Linked DNA regions of Homo sapiens: region 1 is linked to region 2. Evidence: read pairs that join two places in POLR2A ChIA-PET (ENCODE). Cell type or tissue: GM12878. All regions are shown on one strand. Each heading gives the region's core, and the rest is flanking DNA. Links, peaks and the distances in the headings are about the cores only.

Evidence for each region. Peaks named below come from ENCODE experiments on the same cell type or tissue, not always from the same donor. Only the 100,000 strongest peaks of a DNase experiment are listed, where the experiment ranks them.
Region 1: POLR2A ChIA-PET joins it to region 2 with 10 read pairs; 4 of 35 experiments call an interaction of 5 or more read pairs at or near these places.

The regions. Positions count from the first base shown.
Region 1 is chr6:295,357-298,270 of GRCh38, forward strand. The region is part of intron 1 of DUSP22 (dual specificity phosphatase 22); the gene reads left to right. Among named protein-coding and RNA genes, the nearest start is that of DUSP22, 4.3 kb to the left of the region's middle. RefSeq lists enhancers at 1,291-1,450, 2,191-2,280. In GM12878, for the core only: no CTCF peak of the experiment used is centred there; DNase peaks (open chromatin) are centred at 1,145 and 2,319; H3K4me3 peaks cover 2,500 bases; H3K27ac peaks cover 2,500 bases.
Region 2 is chr6:363,386-366,299 of GRCh38, forward strand. No RefSeq gene overlaps it. Among named protein-coding and RNA genes, the nearest start is that of IRF4, 27 kb to the right of the region's middle. In GM12878, for the core only: a CTCF peak has its summit at 2,608 (motif pointing left); DNase peaks (open chromatin) are centred at 1,332 and 1,596; H3K27ac peaks cover 516 bases.

The DNA of each region.
Region 1 (2,914 bases), core at 86-2,585, 68 kb before region 2:
GTCGGTCCGTTCCGGGCTCCTGTACGGCGGAATATTGTGCCCGTTTCCGTTAGGTGTACGCAGCAGATTATACAGAAGATGGAGGGGAAAAAGGCTTTTATATTCTAGAAAATTAAAGATGAGGAAATAAAGACAGGACTGGGCGTGGTGGCTCGTGCCTGTAATCACAGCACTTTGGGAGATTGAGGCAGGTGGACTGCTTGAGTCCAGGAGTTTAGAACCAGCCTGGGCAACATGGCAAAACCCTGTTTCTACCAAAAATACAAAAAAAAAACCCACAAAAACAAAGCAATCAGCCGAGTGTGTGGTGGCTTGTGCCTGTAGTCCCAGCTACTTGGGAGGCTGAGGTGGGAGAATCACCTCAGCCCGGGAAGTCTAGGCTGGAGCGAGTCGTGATTGTGCCACCGCACTCCAGCCTGAGCGACAGAGCGAGACCCTGTTTCAAAAAAAAAAAAAAAAAAACCCAACAACAACACAGTTGTGAACCATTTTTTTTAACACTTTATAAAATCTCAGCCTCACGGTAGCCCTATGAGGTCAAACGACCTTATATTTGCCCAGATTGGGGAATGGAGATTTGGAGAGGTTAGGTAGCATAAGTAATGCCAGGCAGGGCAGAACCCAGTCTCCACTGATTTTGAAGATAGGAAAAGTCTTTCCTTTGAGCTGAGATGCTAATTCATCCCAAGTAAGTTTTAAAATTCCTAAAAAGTAACTTGAAAAGCTCCTCATAGCTTCGATTACTTGTCAAATAGCCAAAATCACCTCCTCTCTTCCTTTATGTTTGACATTGATAAGGAAGGGGGTAATTACAGGCAAGAAACTAAAACTTTTTTTTTATTGTTTTTGTTTGTGTGTGCAATTCCTAGGTAGATGCCCCACACTGGCCAAAATTATAATTGCCAATGAGTTTATGGTGTGTTTTGAGTACTTTACCACATAGAGTAAGCCACAACTCCATGAAGTAGATCCTGTTATTTTCATGCCTGTTTTCTGGTTGTACACAGAGGCTAAGGGAACTGCCAGGGTCACCCAGCTGGTGAGTAGCAGAGCCTGGACTCAAAGCCACAGTCTGGCTCGGCCACAATGCAGAGTGCCTCACCACGCTGCTAAGATATTAGTCTAGTAAATGTCTCTGGTAAGATTAGGGTTAAACTAAACAGGGTGTTGCATGCAAATGTCGTGTTCCTGTGGAGCCTTTGAAAACTCCTAGTTGACTCAAAGTTCTCTCGAGTCTGAACCCTCAAATCTTTTGGGGGAGAGCCTATAAACAAAACTCCTATCCTCACTGTCTACTTATTAGTCTTCAGTACTACAATACCCCATTAAAAACAAAACAAACGACTAGTCTCTAGCCAAACATTATGTCAGAGAAGGCTGCCCCAAATGCTTCTCATGTGCAAGAAGTCTTTATCTTGATCAGCCTAAAAGTGGGCTGAAGCCTTGCATTCTAGGGCAGGATATGAGGACCCTCTGGTTGGCATCTTGCCCTCCACTGACTGCCAGGGTTCGTTTAGCTCATCAAGCATCCGGCCTGCCTGGTCTTGTGGCCTCTTCCTTCCTCCCTGCTGTGTGTCCTCTGAAAGCACCCTGCCTGGTGGGAATGGCTGCCATCCCTGTCCTTCTCGGGAAGCCTCTCATGGTGCTGGGAGGCCTCACTTCAGTGGGTGCATCTTGTTTCCATGGGGAGCGCACTGTTGCTAAGAGGGGCTGGCTAACAAAAAGCCTGATCTGGGGCACCTCCACCACTGCTGCTTCATGGGTGTGATCCTGAAGAAGTCACTTAAATGTTTCTAAGCTTCAGGATTTTTTTCCTTCCTGGATTCATAGATGTATAGAACTAAGAAACCTTAGGTGGTTAGCTAATCCAGTCTCCTTACTGGCTGTAAAATGAGGGTAATGATACCTTCCCCAATTACTAATTGGGTTATTGGGAGAAGCAAATGGGAATTTATTAGAACACATTTTTCCAAACTGTGAAGTGCAAATACAGTCTGTTTTGAGTGTTCTTGGATGTGACTGACACTTGTTTGAGGATGGCTCTTGCCCTGTTAGGAAGATGAGGGAGTATAGTTGGGAAAGGATTATAATTCAAAGAGAATATGTTCCCTCTAGGCATAGACCGGTGTTCCTCAACGGCTACACCTGTAGACATTTCAGGATAATTACTTGTGAGACTGCCATGTGGATTATGAGAGGTTTAGCAACATCTCAGATCTTCACCCAATAGTTGCCAGTAGCACCTCCCCACCTGTGACAACCAAAAATGTCCCTGATGTTGGCAGATATCCCCTGGGGAGTGAAATCATCCCCAGTTGAGAACCACTATTGAGGGTTCTTCCTCTCAGAATTTCCTGAGGCCTGTGTGATCTGGAACTGGAGAGTTATCAAAAGGTGGAGTAGGGCTTACAGGGTTGAGAAGCTCTGTTTTCATACGGGAAGGGCTGGCAGGTCAGGCACCTTTGTGCTGCTAAATCCATTTTTTCCACCTGGCAGCAGGTGACTTGGCTGCCTGCGTAATCCAGTCATCCATCCATGCACCTGTTCACCATATTGTTATTGAACACAGTCAAGACACTGTGTTAGATCCTGTAGTGAGCTGTTAATAGGAAAGACACGAAGACCCTGCCATGCAGATCAGTCCCAGGCAGCTTGGAGAGGAGCCTCCTGCAGGAAATGAACACTCAGCCACTGCTGCAGGACTGACAGACAGATGGCCACATGCCGGTGGGCTCTGGTTCCTTTCCTCTACACCACCCCCCGAGGGCTCTCTCTTTTCTCCATTTAATATTACATTTTTATTTCGTGTTGAAGAACAGATGTTAAAGGCAGTGTTCTAAGGGCCCAGGAGAGTATTCTCATATTCTTCCCTTTTTATATGCAAACTGGTTAAGTCCATGGCCAAATGGCATTT
Region 2 (2,914 bases), core at 264-2,763:
CCCGTTTAAAGAGACAGTGATTCAGTGGAATGGTGGGCGTCCTCCTGACTTTCTGAGCCAGACTGAACTGACTCGGCACACCACCACCACCCTCTTCGACGTCTACCAGCTTCAGACTCAAAGGTTAGGAAGCAGAAAACCCACCGCCCTCTTCGACGTCTACCAGCTTCAGACTCAAAGGTTAGGAAGCAGAAAACCATGACATTCTTCGGAAGTAAAAAACAACTTGAGATTTGGGAAATTCGCCTGACTGGCATCACTTGGGTGGTGAAGATTTTCTTTTGTCCCAGATGTATACTTTTTGATCTGATAATAGCACTAGACAAATGTTCACGTGTGGAAAGAAAACTTCTCAAAACGACCTCTGAAGCTTATATTTATTTATCTATTTGCCAAAAGGAAGCAGGCGAGATTTAAGGTAAAAACAAACAAACTGTGGCTTCTGCAGCGACATCACCTTTTGCTTATTTGCGTATTTTATGAGACCCTTGTTCTTAGTGTGGTTGTTGCCCAAATCTCACTCAAGGAGACCTCACCGTAAAATCCCCGACGTGCATTTCACAGAATAGACACTGCTGTCCTGTGACGCTTCAGAGCCTGCTGGTCAACAAAAACCAGAGAGAACGTTCTACACGCCGTTTTCTAGGAAACGAGTGGGATCTGATCAGGTGGATCCTGACCTCGCGCTTGGCATGATTTGTGACTTTGGTGGCTCTCCCTGCAGTGTTGTCAAACGCTGCTGGGTGCGTCCCCTGCCTCACTGGCCCTTCTGCTCAGGCTCAGTGCAGCCTCTCCCGTCCACAGTTTCCCAGTCCTTAGAGTAGGGGCAGGATTTCTCAGAGTTTTCTCTTCTGTAACATACCAGATGGAGAGTCATTAAAAGATAGAAGTGTCTTTTTGATGTGTGGCCTTTGGGAGAAATTAGAATCATGAAAACTATTTCCGCTCTTCATTGTCGCTGCGACAACATGTCTCGAAAATGATAGAATTTTCTGTTATCACCTTTCTTTATCCAAAACTTTGCCAGATTGGCGTCCCAGGATAATTTATCCCAAAACCCCAGTTTCTACGCATTTCTCGTGGTGCTTGGCTCCACAGAGCTACAGATTCCTGAAACGGCACAGGTTGCCTCCTGACTCAGGGCTGAGTGTTACAGCCACGTTCATATTTAGAACATGGCAGGAAAGGCCTCCAGTAGTGGACAGACACCCATCTCGTGGCTCTCAGACAGGTCATGAACCCCCTGAAAATCTCTAGGTCTCTAAAAGAGTGGATATTTTTTACAGTAAATTAACAGCAGCTGAATTCTCCAAGAAGACATGGGTTACCCCATTTACACTAAGAGTCCTCAGAATGTCTTTGAATAGCAACAGCAGCTGTTCTGTAATGCAAACCAAAGGACAGAGAAACTTTTTTTTTTTTTTTTTTTTTTTTTTTTTTACTATGGTAGAGTTTTGAGTGGGCAATGGGGAATTCTGGGCGTCTGAGTGGTTTCAAGCCTTTTTCCTCTTTAAATAGCAGGTCACACTGGGCATGTTTCATTGCTGATACCAATTGTTTTATATCCTAACAGGCAACACAGACTGCCTTACAAGACACACCCGTGCTGACCCCCGGCCCCACCCCTGGCCGTGTTGAACTTGGGTGACCATGCATACACATTATTTTCCACAGAAAGATACACACCAGAGCTCATTAGACAGCCCATTGGGTTGCATCAGGTGCTAACAGACACTGCAGCTGTCTGACCAGCAAAAATATTGTGGGCTTGCCGTAACGGTCATTTGGCTAGCTAGAATGTGGGGAATCTGATCTCTCTGTTTTTAGGAGATTATTTCCCATAGTTAAAGGAAGTCACTGGGATTGGTTTTAACTCCTATTTTGATTTTCTTCTCCTACAAAACACCATCCTCTCCTAATTTTTTTCATGCTTTTTGAAAACAGCTTTATTGAGGTAAGATTCACATACCATAAAATTCACCTGAGGTCGGGAGTTCGAGACCAGCCTGACCAACATGGAGAAACCCCATCTCTACTAAAAATACAAAATTAGCTGGGTGTGGTGGCATGCATCTGTAGTCCCAGCCACTCGGGAGGCTGAGGCAGAAGAATTGCTTGAACCCGGGAGGCAGAGTTTGCAGTGAGCCGAGATCAAGCCATCGCACTCCAGCCTGGGTGACAAGAGCAAAACTCCACCTCAAAAAAAAAAAAAAAAAAAAAAATTCACTCGCCTACAGTGTACAAGGATTTTTAGTAAACCTACTGCAGTGTGCAGCCATCTCCATCATCTGGTTTCAGAATATTTTCATTGCCCCAGTAAGATCCCGCTGCCTATATGCAGTGAATACAGTGAATTCCCATTCCCACTCCCCATATTGACAACCACCAATCTGCTTTTTGTCTCTATCAGTTTGCCTTCTTAGGACATTTCATATAAAAAGAATCACGCCATCCTTCATGTCTGGCTTTCTTCACCCGGCATAAAGTTTTTGAGCTTCTGCCCCCTGGGGCACGTCTGGGTGGATCTTTCCTTTTGATTGAACAGCCCGGTTTCTTTTTTATTGGAGTGCAGGACTGATCACTAGTGAGTTGGTTCTCACAGTGGTTCTCCACCGGGGCTGACTGCCCCCTGGGGACATTTGTCTGGAGACATTTTTGGCTGTCACACCTGGTGTGGGGGCTTCTCCTGACATCAAGAAGATAGGGGAAGGTGCTAAGCCCCCTACAAAGCACAGGGCAGCCTCCAGAGCTGGGAATTACCCGGCCCAAGTATCACGAGAGCCAAGGTGGAGGATCTTGTGTTAGACTTCACTGAATTTTCACTTACCACCTGGGTACCTGTCTAGAACCAAGTGGTGCTCGATGTAAACCTCCTTCCCTTTGAGAGTGCTGCATGCTACTGTACTGGAGTTTT